Regions from separate parts of the Homo sapiens genome. Here all the other regions are linked to region 3. A link is a loop called in an ENCODE intact Hi-C map of the cell type or tissue named here. Cell type or tissue: heart right ventricle. All regions are shown on one strand. Each heading gives the region's core, and the rest is flanking DNA. Links, peaks and the distances in the headings are about the cores only. Region 1 has its middle 16 kb from the start of FCN2. Region 2 has its middle 13 kb from the start of OLFM1. Region 3 overlaps COL5A1 (collagen type V alpha 1 chain).

Evidence for each region. A loop is a pair of places that touch in the nucleus more often than their neighbours do. Peaks named below come from ENCODE experiments on the same cell type or tissue, not always from the same donor. Only the 100,000 strongest peaks of a DNase experiment are listed, where the experiment ranks them.
Region 1: it touches region 3 in a loop (2.1-fold over the local background); 10 of 110 quality-filtered maps call a loop at or near these places.
Region 2: it touches region 3 in a loop (3-fold over the local background); 20 of 110 quality-filtered maps call a loop at or near these places.

The regions. Positions count from the first base shown.
Region 1 is chr9:134,893,551-134,899,781 of GRCh38, reverse strand. No RefSeq gene overlaps it. Among named protein-coding and RNA genes, the nearest start is that of FCN2, 16 kb to the right of the region's middle. In heart right ventricle, for the core only: no CTCF peak of the experiment used is centred there; DNase peaks (open chromatin) are centred at 3,111, 3,561 and 4,431; H3K27ac peaks cover 4,070 bases.
Region 2 is chr9:135,071,988-135,078,218 of GRCh38, reverse strand. It overlaps a transcript of OLFM1 not described here. Among named protein-coding and RNA genes, the nearest start is that of OLFM1, 13 kb to the left of the region's middle. In heart right ventricle, for the core only: no CTCF peak of the experiment used is centred there; a DNase peak (open chromatin) is centred at 2,878; H3K4me3 peaks cover 1,645 bases; H3K27me3 peaks cover 2,532 bases.
Region 3 is chr9:134,775,772-134,782,002 of GRCh38, reverse strand. COL5A1 (collagen type V alpha 1 chain) reads right to left here. Exons shown (of 66, transcript NM_000093.5): 28 at 1,857-1,901. It overlaps LOC124902301 (a long non-coding RNA gene), which reads left to right and starts at 6,123. Exons shown (of 2, transcript XR_007061843.1): 1 at 6,123-6,231. RefSeq lists enhancers at 3,347-3,606, 3,161-3,770 and a silencer at 4,283-4,428. In heart right ventricle, for the core only: a CTCF peak has its summit at 2,936 (motif pointing left); a DNase peak (open chromatin) is centred at 2,942.

The DNA.
Region 1 (6,231 bases), core at 587-5,586, 120 kb before region 3:
TCTGTCTTGCTGGACTGTCTTCTTCCTGAGCCTTTGGATAGAGAGAGCAGGTTTTTACTGGCCTTCTTTTTTTTTTTTTTTTTATCTGTGCCTTTTGGTATTTTCAGGTTATCAGCTTCTTCAGGTCAGGGATATCTGTTACATTTATTGAGTGGAATAGGGTAAAAGTATGTCTACTCCATATTACCAAAACCAGAAGTCTCTATTTTTCCCAATGCGTTTTCTCTCCATTGTTCAAAATGGAAGACTTTTATTGACCTGTCTTCAAGTTCACTGGCTCTTCCGTTATCTCCATTCTTGTATTGATTCTATCTAGGGAAATGCTATTTCTATTGTTACATTTTTCAGTTCTAAAGTTTTCATGTGATTTATTTTGTAGCTTCTAGTTCTTTGATGAGACTGTCTAGCTTTCCATTAACTTCAGGAGTGTTAGCACTTACTCCTTACAGCATGATTATAATAGCTGCCTTAAAGTCTTCAATACTTCTAGCACTTGGTCATATCAGGATTAGTGAATGTCGATTGCCTTTTTCCTTCAGAATTGTCTATGTTTTCCTGGTTCTTTACATCCCTTGTGCAATTTTGGATGTAGCCAGGACATTTTGAATATTATGTTATGAGATTCTTTAAACATCTTCTGGGAAAATGTTGACTTTGTTGTTGTTTCAGCAGGCAGTGCACCTAATTAAGTTTAGATTGCAACTTCTGTTTCGCTTTCCCTGTGTAGGTTATTTACACAAATGTTGTGTTCTCTCTCCAATCTGTCTTTGTTACTTTTCAAATCATCAGGTATTTGTGTTTTGTTCAATGTCTGACGTGCTGCAGTGGGCTCACTCCATTGTGGGAAGCATCATTCAAAAATGCAACTCAACCCCAAAGATTTTCTGCTCTAATTCCCAGTGCTATAAATACAGGCTATCATGCCAGTGATCATGTTATGTTACATTACAAAAGCGATTTTGAGATGCTATTAAGATGGCTAATTAGCTGACATTGAGTTAATTAAAAAAGGGATTATCAGGGTGGGCCTAATCTAATCATGACAGTCCTTTAAATGCAGAGAGTTTTCTCTGGCAGGTAGCAAAAGAGGAGTCAGACAGATTTGCAGCATGAGGGTGATTTGACACACTTTTGCAAGCTTTGAAGATGGAGGTTCATTTAGAAAGAACCTGAGAGTGGCCTCCAATAGCTGACAGCAGCTCCCAGCTGACAGCCAGCAAGAAAATGGGAACCTTACTCCTAAAACCACACGGAACTGGATTCTGACAACAACCTGAATGGCCCTGGAAGCTGCTTCTCCCCCAAATCTCCAGCTGAGCATAAGGCTTGGCTTACACCTTGACTTCAGCTTTGTGAGACTCTAACCAGAGGACCTTGCTTGCTGAGCCCACTCAGACCCCTGATCCATAGAACTGTGAGTTAATAAATGGGTGCCGTTTGTGGTAATTTGCTGTGCATGAGTAGAATACTAACACAGCCACCTTGACTGCTATAGAAATTATGAACTTTGTTTTTTAAGTGTTGATGTAGATCACTTGAAACCTAGCAATACTTTGTCTTCCTCCAACACAGGTTTCATTTGCTTCTCCAGGCATGTTCTGGAAGTTAATAACCAGTGCCATTGCCAGAGATGGTCTGTGCACCCATATGACTTAAAATCAGTTTGCAATTTTGGGGGAGAGCTGGTTTACTTGCAGGTGATCCTTACCTCTGGGATGCACATGTACATAGTTGTCAGGCTAAAGTGCAGGTTCCTTAACCTGAAACTCCATTCTTGGCAGGCTCTAAACATGTACCCTGGTCCCCTTCAGCCTGCTGAGTTGACAAAACTCCCACACAGACTTGAAAGCTTCTCTCTGATTGGTGAATGACCCCAGACAAAGATACTCACAGATACTCCACTCTGAGTTTCTATTTCTGCCGAATCTTATTCTGGTAATTCCTCATTACTCTGATCATCTTTAGTGCTTAAGAAGAGTATCTCTGAAATTTGCCCAGCTTTTTTGATTTCAGAAGGAAGTTTGGCCTTGTTTTCTAACCCATTATTACTGGAAGTAGAAGTCGGCACTTCCAGTTCTATGATCTAATTTTACACTTAGGTTTCCAGGTCACTAGAGCTTGCACATTGAGCATTTTTTTAAATGGCCATTTAATACTCACTGGAGGAAATGGACATCCTCTTATTGTTGAACACTTATAATCTATCCAGTGTTTCCTCTTATCGTTGAATACTGATATCCTAGCCAGTAATTAACACGTTTATGTACACGCTTTTTTCTCTTACGTTGCATTTTTTTTCCAAGAGTAAGTTCTCTGGTAAGCTTATTGATTCAAAGGGTACAAGCTTTTCTTTAAGTTCACGTAGTGTCATAAGTGACACTTATGAAACAGATTCAAGTCATAATACCACATCCCCATAAAACAATCTATCTAAGGCATGTAAATATTCACTGTAATTAATTTGATCCTTATTGCATGTTTTAAAAACATTTCAACTTGCTTTTGATTTGGATCTCTCTCACCTTTATTCTGAGGGATGGGTGGGGGGCCTGGGGACACATGGCCCACAGAAGGCTGGAGATGGAGTGGGAGGCAGGCTGACTTGTCATCTCTGTTTGATGTGCTGCTGTGTGACTTCCTACCACAGCTCATCAGCGGAGAAGAGGGAGGGCTCTAGGCATCACCCACTGAGATTTTGGTTCTAAAAGTCTGGGATGGGGCCCCTGAATCTGTATTTTTCAGAGCCTCCCCAGGTGGCTCCGACGGACAGTTAGGTTGAGGAACCACTAGCGTGCTAGTTTCAGAGAGCCGAGTAGAAGGTTTTAGTGCAAGCGAACAAAACCCGGAGATCTTCTGGCTCATCAGAGCAAACTCATATTAAAGAAGACAGCAATCCTGGAAGGGAAAAGAGAGATAAACGAATTAACGCAAATGGGTTTCAATTAGAATCCAGGCTCGCACAGCCCAGAGAAACAGGAGCTGGGAAGCCAGGTAGGTATCAGCCGAGCCAAGCATTCATCAGAGCCAAGCATGCTGGATACGTGATGGCCGCTCCAGGTTTTGTTTTTGTTTTTGGATGTGCGTTCTGTCCTTGACTCACATGTCTTGGCCATCAGCCCAGTAGAGGCCCTTCCCGACGGTACGGGGTAAACAACCTTGGACTTCCCGCCATACAGGTCACTTGGCCCACTTTGAAGATTAGCTTTTATGGAGAAGCAGAACTGCATTTGACAAGAGGAAGACCTTCCAATGTCAGTCACCACCATCCCAGGCCACACTGATCTGGTGGCTGCTCATGCCAGTAGTGAGCTTCTTGTGCCTGTGGGTCTGCTGGGAGCTACAGAGGCACTGACTTGAGTTCTGGGTGGTAAGATCACCCAGAGCAGCTGCCCCTTAATTTCCAGTTCTCAGATTTGATGATTCATGTTTCAACCCCAATGAAATTGTAGAACACCCATGCCGTCATGGAAGGCACAGGGCTCTGGGAGGGCCCGTTTGCTACCTTGGGACAGATGGACATATCCAGATTGTCCTTGGCTCTGCTGGCTTCCCGACTGGGACTTCTGCCACATCTTGGGGTGGGCGGGTGGGCTTCCAGCCTCCTGTAAAGCTGCAGGAATCAGATAACTGGCTGCCCCCCACCCATATGGCCTCTGGCTGATGAGTCACAGTGGCAATGAAAACCAAACTGAGTAGCTCAAGTGCAGCTAAAGAAATCAGTAGGAGGCCAACTTGGCACAAAGCCCAGAGTAAGTTTTTGAACCAGGAGGAGAATGCAGGTTTCTCCTCTCCTCGCCTGGGCCACCTCTTTGTAAAGATAAGAAACAGCAGCTATTTTAACAGGCAATCTTAATATCTCAGGGCTGATACACAATGCAAGTTTGTTTCTTGCCCAGGTCATAGTCCAGGGCAGGACATGGTGACAAGAATCACTCCTGCAGTGATTTAAAAAACCAGATTTCTTCTGGGCATCTTCTTTCCTGAGATAGAAATTTGGCTCATATTTCATTCAGATTTGATGCACTTCTTTGCCAATTTATCCCCATGCCTCCCTGTATCTCTCATCTTAAGGAAGTCTTTCTTAAAGTTTTCAGGCTTGGGCAGGAAGGATCTTTACTACAATTTTGAGTCACTCTGTTCAAAACAACGTATTCCATTGATCCTTCTTACCCTAGTGCTTTTAAAACCTCATCTCGTACTGTTTGGAGTCTAACAATGTTCAGGCATTTTCCAACTCTGCGAGATTTCCAATTCCTAGTCTCTTTAATCCATTTTTTTTCCTGCTTGCTAATTTCTTTTCTAAACTCTTCTTTCTCTTGTAACACCTAGTCAGACAGCCAATAAAAATAAACACACACTGAAAGTTCTGTTTTTCAAGTCGATCCCCTGGGGCTGGAAGAGACGTTCCAAGGAACTGCCTTCCAAGTTATTGAAGACAACATGTTCATCAAACAAAACTCTGCAGCCCTCCACCCACCATGTGGCTGCTAGGCCAGTGCCTTGGATTTTAGGTGTCTGTTGCCACGCTCTTGCACTTCTGGTACCAATCTCTGCATGAGTCAGTGTAAGCACAAATAGCTGCTATAACAAACAACCCCTCAGGATCACAGTGTCATCATTTCCCCTTGTGCTGCAATGCAGGGCCCATGCAGTGCAATGCAGGTTTACAGAGGGCTTTGGGGTTCCTCACCAGGACATGGGACAGAAGGTTTGGGGGGCCAGTTTAGAAAGGGGTCTGCATAATCTCTGTGAACATCCCATTGACTAAATCTCCATCATATAGTCTCATCTAACTGCAAGAGAGGTTTAGAAAAGCAGCCTTCTTGTACCCTCAGGAGGGGGAAAAACAGGCTTAGTGAACATATAACACTATGTCTGTCTCAATGCCACAAGGCATGCCTTTTATAAACAATAATGAGAAATTCTCCTGGAGTGATGGGAGCACGTACGGTAACGATGCAGCCATCTTCCCCAAGGGTTTGCCATTTGTGTATGGATTGGAATGTGAATTGTCTGTATTTGCACTTAAATCTGGACATCCACCTGATGCAGGGTAGGTGAGCCCCAAATTGGGGCTTAGCCCAGGAGGGTTCTTGGCTTCACCCAGGAAAGAATTTAAGGGTGAGCTGGTGGCATCAAACAGCAACTTCTATTGAAGCGGCCATGTACAGCAGTAGCCAAGTTACCCTCCTTGCAGAGCAGGGCTCCCCATAGGCAGTGTGCCCAGAGCAGCAGCTCAGAGGCAGTTCTGCAGACATACTTATACCCACTTTTAACTAAATGCAAATTAAAGGTGGTTTATACAGAAATTTCTAGGAAAAGAGTGGTGACTTCTGGGTCATCAAGTCATTGCCATGGAAAGGGGTGGTAACTTCTGGGTGTTGCCGTGGGCAATGGTAAACTGACATGGCACATGGGTGGGTGTGTCTTATTGAAAGCTGCTTTCACCTTGGCCCTGTTTCAGCTAGTCCTCATCTGATCCAGTGTCCAATCCCTGCCTCCAGAGTCACGTCCCGCCTCCTAACTCTCTCTCAGGTCAGACAGGCAGTGAGAGAGTAACTGGGGAGTTCTGGCTCCTATAAGGATTCAGGAGAACTTCAGGCTGAGCCTGGAAGAAAGAAACAGGACAGGACTCACTGGAGCCACTGCTTTGAGTCTTCCATTTAGGCCGTTTGTCTGATGCTATTGGAAAAGGCCTCGTTCTCCTGGTGAGAGGGCAGGCTCCTTCAGAGCAGGAATTCACTGCCTTGTACTCCAGAGAGGGCTGTGCACCCAGCAGATGTTCCATGGGGGTAGTGGGAGAAGGGCTTGGCTTAGTCTTTCTTCACTAAGTGATTAGTGTCATTCTAGTGAAGAAAAGAGAAGGTGAAGGTCAGTGGGGCAGGTGTCCTGAACTCTGTGTCTTCCTGACTTTGAGGATAGGGCATGCAGTGTTTTGGGGATTTTTTTTTTTTTTTTTTTTGAGATGGAGTCTTGCTCTGTCACCCAGGCTGGAGTGCAGTGGTGCGATCTCGGCTCACTGCAAGCTCCACCTCCCAGGTTCACGCCATTCTTCTGCCTCAGCCTCCCAAGTAGCTGGGACTACAGGCACCCGCCACCACACCCAGCTAATTTTTGTGTGTATTTTTTTAGTAGAGACGGGGTTTCACCGTGTTAGCCAGGATGGTCTCGATCTCCTGACCTTGTGATCTACCCTCCTCGGCCTCCCAAAGTGCTGGGATTACAGGCATG
Region 2 (6,231 bases), core at 613-5,612, 300 kb before region 3:
CCAGGCAGCTCCAGCACCCTATCCTGAAGCCCAGACATGCTTCTTCACTCACTCACAAATATGAGCAGCATTGCTCAGGGAACCCGCAACGCATAACTTTGGAATCAAGAAAGTAAGATGCTTGGGGATGGATGTCCCCCAGTAGCTCTTGGAATCAGAGCAGGCTGGTCCTGCCCCCACACCCATTCCCGACCCCAGATGCCATCTTAGAGGTCAAAGATGAAAGTCACCTGGCATAACCCCAGTGGGGCCCACCCAGGTGGGGACTAGGGTAGCCAGGCTCTCGGGTGCTGGTGCTGAGCCAGCCACTCTCTGCCCCCTTCAGAGACTCAGAAACGTTGACGTGATTTCACCTGCTGAGGCTTTTTTCCAAAATCCCAACACATTAGGATAACTGGCCTCCAATGCAAGATTCCGAAAGCACAATTATCAGAAGCCAGCCTGGGGAAGGTGGAGCTGTACCATGAGGGTGGGAGGTGCCTCCTGGCTGAGTCAAGGGACACATTCCCCTGAGACAGCCTGTGGTTCAGCTTCAGAGAGAGGAACATGCCAGGCCAGCAAAGAAAACAGCAGCATTTCCCTTCCTGACCCGCGGAGGCTGTGGGCTGGCGGAGCTGACCAGGGTCCTGAAGGTGGCTGGCTGGGCCCTGACTCTAAGGTGTGAGGATGCAGGGGTGTGACCAGGGGCTGGCTGGGGTTCGGATGTCCAGCACCCTTCGTGTGGATGGACAAATACTTTCACCACTGAGACAAGGCTTCTAATTGAAGTTGAACCAAAAGTTTCTCCCCAGAACAGGGAATCTTTAAAAAGACACAAAGAGGAGAACTTAGGGAGGAAAAGCATCTTTTGGCCTGGGCATGGAGGCTTCAGGGTGCCATTAAGGCTTGGAGGGCCCTTGGGTGCGGCCATGTCCAGGACCACCCAGAATCAGCCATCTCTTTGCCAAGGTGTCTCAATAAGACACAGGCATAGCCCTTTGTGGGGCAGCTTGCCACTAATCAGGACCTGGTTGGCTCTTCTCTGCAGGTATCTGCTCCCCTGTGTGTGCATGTGTGTGTGTGTGTGTGCACATGAATGAATGCATCTGTCCAGCAACAGTGCACAACCACCACCCTCCACCAGGCCTTCCTGGGGCCAAGAAAACCTCTCCTAGAGGCCATGCAGAACCTCTCCAGGAGGGACTGGCTGATCGTCTGGGCAGCACCAGGAGAAGGGCTCTGAGGGTAAGCGGGACGACATAACCCCACTGCTGGATTGGGATTTGGACTGCACATCCTGGGCAGAGCCAGGGAGCCAGCGTGGGCTTCCAGGCAAAACAAGGGAAGCTCGTTCAGTGTCTTCTCTCCTGTGGTCTTCCTCTCGCTCTCTGGCCCTCCCATCTTCTCTGCTTTGTTTTCTCTTTTATTCTGAGGGAGATGGAGGAAGGGAGGAAGGAAAGAAGGGTCAGGGGCAGCTGGGGCTTGGGGCCAAGGTACTGGCTGCCCATCACTTCCTGGACTTGCAACTCCAAAGGGCCAGAGTCTCCCAGTTCAGAGCGTGGCACAGTGGCATCATTGAAAGGGCATTTTAATGTCACTCCCAAGCAGCCCGGCTCCCTCGGCTGGCAGGCTCTTCCGAGCACCATAGTGCCAAAGCAACCCTCCCAGTTCGGCGCTCACAGACAGCCCTTCTCCTCCCCCAAGACCTGCCAGCTCCAATATGCATCTTTAAAATGGAGAATACCAAGCAGAGACCTTTCTCTATTGATACATTGTTCAGGGTACGACAAGCCCGTTTGAAATGCCCACGATCCCCACACCAGCACGCCACAGGGCTCCTCACTCACCTCCTGCCGGGCATGTGGCCACAGCCCCCCAAGCCCTGCATATTAAGCCAGCAATGCACACAGCTGGCCGGCACGCTGGCTGCCCTTCCAGGTCTCAGCGGCACAATCCCCACCGCCTGTTTCTGGAGCCCCCAAGGGCAGCGTTATGCCCAAAGGGAGGATGAGCCACTCAGGGGTGTGTGTTGGGGGTAGGACTAAGGTCCCGCCACCTCTGAAAATGCCTGGGGTCTTGGCTATCCGGCTCTCACTCTTCCCCCTCCAGATGACAATAGCAGCCAAAGACCCCCTCGTGCTGCCCTTTGAACTTCTCAGCAGGGAGTCGGGGGCAGCGGAGTCCTAGGAAAAAGGGGGCAGCTGTCAGCTCTGCTGAGCCGGGGCTGGAGGAGCGCCGTCTCCGGTCAGCCTGCACCCCTCCCTCCCACCCAGGTCCAGCCTAGCGCCCTGGCCCCCTCCCCAACCCCGGCACTTCGGGCGCCCAGGCCGGGGGCGCGGGGCGGCGCGGAGCCAGAGCCGTTCCCGGACTTTGTGGGGCTCCCGAGGGGCCGGGCCGGGCGCCTGGCAGGGAGGAAAATGGCGTTGGATGCACGTACTTGAGTGAGTTCAGTGCCCATCAGGATGAGGAAGAGGAGGCTGAGGAGCTTCCGGGCCGGGTGCATGTCTCGCTGCCACCTCCAACGACCTGGCATGCAGGGCCCTGGGTGCTGGCCGGCCGGCGGCTGCGTGGACGCGGACGCGCTCCGGCTCTGGCCCCGGCTCCGCTGGCTCCGGCGGCGGCGCCTGGCTCGTGTCCCCACGCCTGGATTCAGCACCCGGAGCGGGCGGCGCGCGGGCTCTGCTGCGCGAAGCCTCCGCTCTGCATATTTATCGCGTCCCGGTTCCGGCGCGTCTGCCTCCGGGCAGGGCTGGGCAGGGCTGGGCTGGGCGGGAGCTGCGCCCTCCTCTCTCCTCGCCTCCTAATGGCTCCCCCGCGCGCCTGGCATTGGCGGAGAGAGGCGCGCCCTGCGGAGCACGAACGCGCGCTGGGCTGCGGTGGGTGCCAAAAGTTTGCTCGGAAGGGGCGGGGGCGGGGGTGGCGCAGAGGGACCCGCGCGCCTCGCTCTCTCCCGGGGAGGAGGGCGGCGGCCGGCGGGGAAGCAGGCTGGGACAGGATGTGACATCAAAAAGGCGGGGGAAATTGAACTGGGATAGAGAACTCCATCCTGGCCGGCCTGAGCCCTCGCGGGCTCCAGGTCCCGGGAATGGGGACAGAGGGGTTGCCCGCGCTGGGGACCTGGGCCCCTGGACAGGGAGTGGGCCGAAGATTGGGGGGGGGGAATGACAGCTGGGAGTGGGAGGGATGGGATGTTAAGTCTTGATGTCTATGGAGTGACAGGAGATAAAAGCTGAATGGGTCCTTAAAATTCACCCTTCAATGAGGTAAACTGAGGCTGGGTCAGGAAGGATGTTTCCAGGAGGAGGGGTCAGGGAGGAAGCCAGGGTTAGAACCCTGGTCACCTGGCACGCAGCCCTGATGAGTGGGGAGGTCAGCAAAGGGGTGGAAGCAGGAACAAGCATTGGGTGCTGGGCTCCTGTCCCCAGACAGGGCATGTGGACGAGAGTCTGTCTGTGTGCTCCTGGGGGTGGATACGACGTGCCTGTAAGGGGCCCTGTCATCGTGTGTTAGGTTGTGACACAGCTCTGCCCTCCCCAGGTGCCTTTTCTGAACCAGGAACCTAAGAGAGGAGCTCTCCCACCAGGGCCGGGGACTTCCAGAACCCCCTTGGCTCTGCCCGTCCTGGTGCCCTCCTTCCCTGGCCCTGGTGGGAGAGCTCCTCTTAGGTTCCTGGTTCAGAAAAGGCACCTGGGGAGGGCAGAGCTGTGTCACAACCTAACACACGATGACAGGGCCTCTTATAGGCACGTGCCAGGACCACAGGGCCCCTTACAGGCAGGTGCGTATCCACCCCCAGGACTCCCTTGGCTCCGCCCTTCCTGGTGCCCTCCTCCCCTTTCCTCCCTCTCTATGTCCCCTCTCCCTCCACCCTCCTTTAATGTGTACTCAGACCCGTTGACTAAAGGAGCTGTCTTGGGGCCCACGTTTTCCATTTAAATTCCTGATTTTGTGGAAGAGTCCCAAGCACCTGTATTTTCTGAGAAGCTAAGGTTGCAGTAGGTATCTAGAAGCCTCTCTCTGTTCTCTATTGTTTAGTCTTTAGTCTATGGAAAATAAACTCCCTAAAGAGAATCTCTGACAAGAAGAGACTCCAGACTCAATAATTGCAGAGAGCAGCACTGCCCAGGATGATGTGGCCCGGCCCCCTGTGTCACAGATGAGGCCGCTGGAGTTCAGGGGAGTCACGTACCGGGGTCACCCAGGGATATCCAGAACAAGGACAATGCCACCTCCTGCCCCTGTCACCATGCTGCTGGCATCTGGGAGGCATCCCCTGGGCATTGGGTGCAGGAGCTGGGCACATGTGCTGAAGAAGAGAAGATGGGAAGGGGCCCTCCGACACGGCCGTTGCACCCTGAGGGCCTTTGCTGTGGGGACTCTGTTCTCTGAGTGCTGGGGACAGAGCTCCCTCCAGGGAAGCCAGAGGGCCCGCCTGTTGGTCTGGGTGGGCTTCCCAGCCTCAGACGAGTTTAAGCAGTGGCATTCCTGGTGATATGCCACGGCCCCTGAGGCAGGGTGGCCCCCAAGACTCTGTGAGGAGATGGTGCTGGGAAGAAATTGGGGGGGGGGTGCAGCTGTGGAGGCTTCTTTTCTCTCTGCCCCCCTCATGTTACTACCCCCAGTGTCTTTGTTGTCCTAGAATGGAGGAAAGCTGTTTGTAAGCCCCTTGGGGATCGTTGAGAGAGGCAGCCAGGGGCCGGAGTGGACCCTGTGTTTGGAGCTGAAGGGATCTCCGGGTAGTGGCTGTCTGAGCCTCAGTCCCCACATCTGTCGAATGGGAATGAATGGTCCATATACTGCAGGTCTCGGGGCTACTGAGGAGATCCAGTGCAGGAATAAACACACTCTATATGCTTAAGAACTCTACGTGCATGGGGCACGCGCAGCACCCCAGGCCTCGACCCAAGTTTCTCCTTCAGCCTTCACATTGATGCTCCAAGTGGCCGCTAATAAATGTCTGGGCTCTGGGAGACCTGTGACATGGCCATAGAGCTGGAGTGCGACCCCCGTCTTTGGGGTTTTGTTCCTGTGGGCTGGGGAGGAAGGCTGCATTGATTTCCTTGAGTGGACTGAGGCCTCAGATCCAATTTTAGCAAGGATGGTTTTTATTTTTAAAGTTACACACCAGGTGACCCAGCAATTCCACTTCTGAGTACACACCCAAGGGAAGAGAAAGCAGGGACTGGAGCGGATATGTACACGCCTACGTTCATGGCAGCATTATTCATAACAGCCAAAAAGTGGGAACAGACAGGGCGTGGTGTCTCACGCTTGTAATCCCAGCACTTTGGGAGGCCGAGGCGGGTGGATCACCTGAGGTCAGTACTTTGAGACCAGCCAGGCCAACATGGTGAAACCCAGTATCTACTAAAAATACGAAAATTAGCCAGGTGTGGTGATGGGCACCTGTAGTCCCGCCTAGTCAGGAGGCTGAGGCAGGAGAATCGCTTGAACCAGGGAGGCGGAGGTTGCAGTGAGCCGAGATCACGCCATTGCACTCCAGCCTGGGGGACAGAACGAGACACCATCTTAATAAAACAAATAAGCAAACAAACAAAAAAGTGGGAACAACCCCTGTGTCCATCAACAGATGCATCAACAGACAGATGTGCTCCATCCAATGAACTGTTACCAGCGATGAAGAGAAGGGAAATTCCAACACATGCTACAACACAGATGAAGCTTGAAGACATTATCCTCAGCAAAATAAGCCGGTCACTGACGGACAAGTACTGCAGGATTCTGCTTTTATGGGGTCCCTAGAGTAGTCACATTCACAGAGCTGGGAAGTAGATTAGTGGTTACCAGGGGCTAAGGGGAAGGAGGTTGGGACATGATTGGTGAGTGGGTACAAGTTTAAGCCTGGAATAATGACAAAGTTTTGGAAGTCGACAGTGGTGACGGTGGCACAATATGGTGAATGTCATCAGTGCCACAAACTTGTGCACTTCATGGGTAAAATGGTAAATTTTATGTTATGCATATGTAACCACAGTTTTAAAAATATAGTAATATAATATACCAAAACCATTGAATTGTACACCTTAAGTGAGTGAATTGTATGGTATGTAAAACATATATATATATATATTTTTTTTTTTTTTTTTTTTTTTGAGACGGAGTCTCGCTCTGTCGCCCAGGCTGGAGTGCAGTGGATCGATCTCAGCTCACTGCAAGCTCCGCCTCCCAGGTTCATGCCATTCTCCAGCCTCAGCCCCCCGAGTAGTTGGGACTACAGGCGCCCGCCACCAC
Region 3 (6,231 bases), core at 478-5,477:
GGTGGCTCCCAGAGAGGGGACCCTTGGCTGGGCTTTTCCTGTCATTATTCAGGGGCTACATCTTGATCCAAAAAGAGTGAAAGGACAGGATCTGGGGACTCAGCCGGTCGTAAACATTCAAGGCCCGGCTGGGGGCACACGCAAGGGAGGCAGCTTTCTGTGCAGTGAGAATCCAGCCCTTTCCAGCCAGCGCCAGCTCCCGGGGCTCCCAGGGCCTCAAGGCACTTGTTCACAGTGTTCACATAGTGCTGGAAGCTGAGCAGCGGCCACAAATAATGCAGAAGTCCACAAAGACGGTCCCTTGGCACTGCCCCACTCCTTCCCCAGACCATGTCGGGCTGCCTGCGTGGCCCTCGGGAACAGTGCGGGAGCTCTCCTGGCAAGAAGGCATCCCCTGCACAGCCCAATCAGTATCATCTCAGGCAGCCCTGTCTCTGGCTAGGGACAAACGTGACAAGATCAAGCGGCAAAGCTGGACTCTGTGAAGCCACCTTGGAAAGGATGAAAGGTCCTCAGGTGAGGGAGCCTCCCGGGGACCAACGGGATGGAATTCTGGGATGGGGACCCTGTGTTCGTAAGGCCCTCGTGTTCCGAAGCCCCGACGGGCTCCACGTAGAAAGCAGTGCTCTTGGAGAGGCCAAACTGCTCAGCTTTCCCGGATGAGGACTTAGGATTCCGCTGTGCGGATGCCCTTGGGAAGGAGCCGAGATGGCACAGGCTCAGGCCTCCTGGCCGGTCCTCCCACAAGGGCAGACACTAAGAACAGAAACCAGGGACCAGCACGCTCAACAAACTCCGTGGAACAAGAGCGTTCCTGCTGCCACATCATTTCTGATCCAGTTGTGGCCACTCAATGCGTCCCCTCGGGAATGGCTTTAAGGCCGGCAGATTTCACAAGAAAGGATCCAAGCGACATCTTCGACAGGTAGCAAATAAGGAGTCTCGGCACGTGGACCATCACGCCAGCACCCGCACTCCAGCCCCGCAGGCCGCCGTGGCCAGGGGAGAGCCCAGAGTCTGCCCAGCAAAGGGGACCAACATGCCTTACGGAAAGCAAGTATTGCATGGCTACACGGCATGGCAGGGCGAACCCACAACAGAGCGTGAGGCCACGGTGGGGAGGGTGGCACGGTGAGGCCGCCCCTGAGGCCTAAATCTGTGTCATAACTGGGCCTTGGATTTGGCTCTGAGCTTCCTTCCACCACAGTGAGAAGAGAAAGGTGGCCGGCCACGCAGCTCCATGTGGCTCAGGCTGTCGCCGCTGCAGGCTGCACCCAAGCTTCTGACTCTGGCAGGCATGCATGGGGGTGTAGTTTAGCTTTGTCTTCACCACAGTGATCTGCTTAGGCCTGACCTGCCCCCACGGACCATGGCCAATGGCACGGCCTCTCTCCCTCCCTGCCTGGCTCTGCTGCACACTGTGAGTTTCTGCAGCTTGGGCTGCCCAGGGATGAACATCTAACAACTAAGTGGACCCTCGTGCCAGCGGCCATGCAAGGCGGCCCACCTGGGAGTGGGGAGGGTGACAGGTGTCCACTGGCCCCTGCAGGCACGTGGGGGGCCGTGTGTTGTCTCTGGGGCCAAGGCCTTCTCCTTGTGCAGAGACACAAACCCTGGACCCACTCAGCTCTGCTAGGAGATGTGCCCCTGGGGACCCGAGGGCCTATCCTCAACTTACTCTTCTTCCGTCTGCAAACAGAGACACTTTCCACAGAGTGGCATCCATCCCCCTCAGTACTCAGAGGCGACATCCACCTCAGCTGGTTTCATGGAAGAAGCATTGTGGGAGGGCCCCGCTGGCTGGAATTCGGCTCCGGACTAAGCAGGGGGCCCCGTGGCTGCAAGGAGAGACTTACCTTCTCGCCCTTTGTGCCCTTCAGACCACGGATGCCATCGGCCCCCTGTGCGGGTGGGAAAAGAAAAAGGAGTGAATGGTTACAAGTCTCAGCCTTTCTAGAGCTGTCGCAGGCGTGTCAAGACAGGCTGAGCTCGCTGAAGCTGACAGATGAGGCCAGCGCCCTGCCCTCAACACACTTCCTCCCATATGTCCCCCTGTGGCCTCAGGAGGCCCAGCGTGTCCACAATTCCTGGGCTGACTCCACTGACTCCTGTTCTTCATGCAAAGACCCAAACCCATCCCCCACCTTCCAGCCCAAGCTCTGGACCCGCCCTTCCAAGGGCCCACACCCGGCAGCCAACACACCCCTCCTGCTTCCCATTATAGCATCATCTTCTAGAAACACCCCCACCTTTCAGAGGTTTGGGGAGGAAGCAGGAGGTGAGGTCTAAGGCAGACTTGATTAGGTCCCAGCTCCCCCTCCATGGCCTCTGACAATGCCCCAGACTCCTGCGTGCCTCAGTTTCCTCATTTGGGAAGTGGAGAGGACGACAACCCTTACCTCGTTACCACTGTTGGGAGGGAAATGCCTGCTAAGCTCTCAGAACAGCACCTAGCACCCAGCACACAGCAGGTGTCAATAAACAGAAGCCCAGTGCCATGTATTTCAACTCCGTGTTAACATGAAGAGATGATACTGTGATATTACTAATGAATGATGATAACATATTTATTGCAGTTGTCATGAGTTCAGGACACACCATCCCACCTCCCTGCTGAACAGGAGTTTCTGGGACGGGGCCCAGGACTATTTCTCTGACACTCTCACTGTGCCAAGCGCCTGGGGCAGTGGAGGTAAATCTGTGGGGTGGAATTACGCAGCCACACCCTTGCTGTTAATGTCTTTGACTTCAGCCCTCCCAGCAGGGTGACTTTTAGCTAGAGAGACTACCTCGGGCTACCTCAGGCCACCTGCCCGTGGGACTTGAGAGAGAGAGAGAAGCCACACTGCCCCCGGCACCGGGATTCCAGGCTGAGGCTGAAGCCGGGGCCACAGAGCACTGGAGGACGCAGGGCCTGCCGGCTGCCCTCTGGTGGTCAGAACTTCCCACATACTTGGCAGTTCTGGCCTTTCCCCAGGTCCTGGAGAGGGAGGGGCTCTGGGAAGGGATGGAGACACGGAGGAGCTCCTTTCTGCAGAGGTGGCTGGCCTTGGGCTGCGTGCCCTGGCTCTGCCAAGGAGCTGCGGATGTAACTGCAGAAACGCCTTCCACTCCAGTGCCAGCTGCAAGGCACTTCCAGCCACGCAGACAGGGCAGCGGCGTGGTTGCCCTGAACCATAATCACTGGAGGATTTGGAGCACCGGAGACAAGCAAGAGTTCTGCCACTACACCTGCAGGCACCATTGCTGAAGTCATGTCTGCTTCACACCTGGCCGCCACCACTAGTGGAGAGGCCTGGGACACCTCCCTCTACGCCCAGCACAGGGCGGAGGCAGCCGGGAGGGCAAGGTGGGCTCGGAGCAGCTCTGGTTCGTCTGGCCTGGCACTTGGCACACTAATGTGGGCCAGCATGGAGCGCCTTGGGGGGACAGGGCACAGCTCAGAAACAGCACTGGCCCAAGCAGGGAGGCCGACTCCAAACAAGCCTCTCCTACGCTAGTCTCTACCCCAGCCTGAGATGGGACATGGACCTCAAGATGGAGAGGAAGCGCCGGACAAACACAGCTTGCGTATTCCAGGGCTGAGTGGGAACGACCAGCCAAGCCGCGAGGAGGCTCAGAACAGCCTGCTGCAGGCCACTGCCCCCACTGAGCACAGCACGCGCTTGGCAGCACCTGTGGGCCCGGGCAGCCCAGGAAGGTGAGAAGTGACTCAGCTGGGCCAGCTGCTGAGAGGCGAGTGGTTTCTAAGCACTTGGTGGTGTTTTTTTCCTAGCAGATGCCTTCTTCCAAAGCAATCCTGGCTGGAAGCCCCCAGAGTTTTGAAAAGAGAACAGGTAGGGCCACGCTGGCTGACACAGAGCTGGGGGCCCCAGAAAACCACCTGCCGTCTCACCACGGCGTGGCATCGCCTCAGAGACAACAGCCCCAGAACCCCACCAAGAAGGGCTTTTTAGGAGATGAGCTACTTTCTTTTCTTAGGGCAGTTTTGAGTCCTCACCATACTTGCAAAATAGAAGAGCAACTTTGGATTCTGCTTATTTCCTCTGAAACGCACAGGAAAATCGCAGGTGTGGCTGAGAATACAATCAGGGTTGAGCCTGCTCAGCAGCGTCTGATCCTGAATGCAAGGTGATGTCCAGCTGCCCCTCCCTGCCCTGAGTCCTGGGGGACTGGGTTTGTGTGGCTGGCATTATTTCCCAGGAGCACTAAACTCCCTGGCACAGCACCCGGGGGCATTGGCACCAGCTCTCCTCCCTCTGGCTGGGCAGGCTGGGGGACGCTGCTGCTCCCTCCCTGCCCATGCCCTGCTGAGAGCAGGCAGGTAGGACCGCAGCCTCCTGAGACCCCTCTCGGTCCTACAGTTCTACCGTTTGAGGATCCCCATCGGAGGAATGGGACCAACTAGACAGAACCAGCCGCAGCCTCCTGAGACCCCTCCCGGTCCTACAGTTCTACCGTTTCAGGATCCCCGTAGGAGGAATGGGACCAACTAGACAGAACCAGCACTTCCCAGGGCTTCTTGGCCACGGGGCTGTTGACATTGGGGCTGCTGTGTCCGTGGTGGGGTGAGCAGCACCTCCCATTAGAGGGCACTCCCCAGTCATGCAGGAAGTGGCCCTGGCTGGGAAGGGCTGGATTGGGGCATCCGTGACTCGGCCGGCCAGCCGCCCCGGGAAGGAGCACTCAGGAGCTGCAGCACGGCTGGGACCAGATGTGCGCACAGCCCAGAGAGGGACAGGCTTTCGCCCAAGGCCTGGATGTGAACTCATATTTGGGGCCTCCTGGCAACCCCCTAGCAGCTGGGGGCTAAACGAGGGGTGGATTTGACTCTGCTGACAGTCAAGCTTAAACAGGTGCCCCTTCAGACGTGCAAGGCAGAGGGAAGCCTGGAGGTGGGCTAAAGGTCAGTGAACTCAAAGGAACACGAGCCTGCTGTGGCCTGAATGTCTGTGTCCACCAAAAACTCATATGGTGAACCCCAATACCTGAGGCAATGGAACTAGGAGGTGGGGCTGTGGGGAGGTGACTGACTGGGTCACAGGGTGGAGCCCCTGTGATTAGGATTATGCCTTTACCAGAGGCCCCAGGGTGCTCGTCCCCCCTCTTCTGCTATGTGTGGACACAGTGAGACGGGACCATCAAGGAACTAGACAGCAGCCTTCCGCAGACACTGCATCTGCTGGTGCTGTGATCTTGGAATTCCCAGCCTCCAGGACTGTGAGAAATAATTCCCTGTTGTTTACAAGCCACCCATTTTAGGGTCTTTTGGTTATAGCAGCCCCACTGGACTAAGAACCTTTTCCTGGGAAGAAGGTAGGGCTTTGGTGGAAAATAACGGGCCCCCTCTCACCAAGGACTATTCACCTCAAATGGCGGCAGCTCGGCCCACGCAATCCCACGCCCTGCCACCATCACTGCCACCCGGGCCAAACTCGTGAGGCGCCGACACCACTCACATTTCCAAATGCACAGGAGTATGAGAAACTTTTTCCCCGATGAAAATAATTTTAAACCTCGGTTTTCCTTCCACCCTCTGCTTCCAAGTCTAACTGGATTGCTCATGTCATGAATGAATTTTAATCAGATAGGCAAGATAAGAGCATTCTCCATAAACATTTTAAAGCAAACACCTTTTTAGCTCACAGAAGCAGCGTTATGCAATTAGCCATGTATGGGAGTTGGCAGAGGCTTCTGCTATGCGACAGGAATTTGTAAAATAAACATGCTATAGAACTCACATAATCAGCATTTCTACTAAATTATCACCCTTATAAAATTCGCTAGGCATTTTGCTGGTAGAAGCTGGCTTTAGGGAAAAACCTGACTCGCCTAAGGCTCCCAACCGTTGGGAGGTCTCTCTTCAATACCTCGTGAACTTGGAAGGTCCTCATTCCTGGGAAATGGAAGTCGGGGCCTCCGGGGGACAAGGGTGGGGCACTTGATTTGGAACCTGGTTTGATTTCTGACAGCAGCCTCGATTTTAGTGTAATCTGGGGCATGTCACTGAAAACTGATGTCTTGGGCTCTCAGAGCAGGTGAGGGGTGACCAGCCAGAGTCAGGAGGGTTGATTCGGAGCAGACGACAGTTTCCAGTTGGCCTCCATGCCCCAGGGCGGCCACACACTTCTGATGTGCAACAATGTTTGAAAAGCATAAAGCCCTTCAGACCAGGGAGGTGAGGGGCAGGGGAGCTGGTGAGTCATTTCTACAAATCCCTCAAGCTTGACT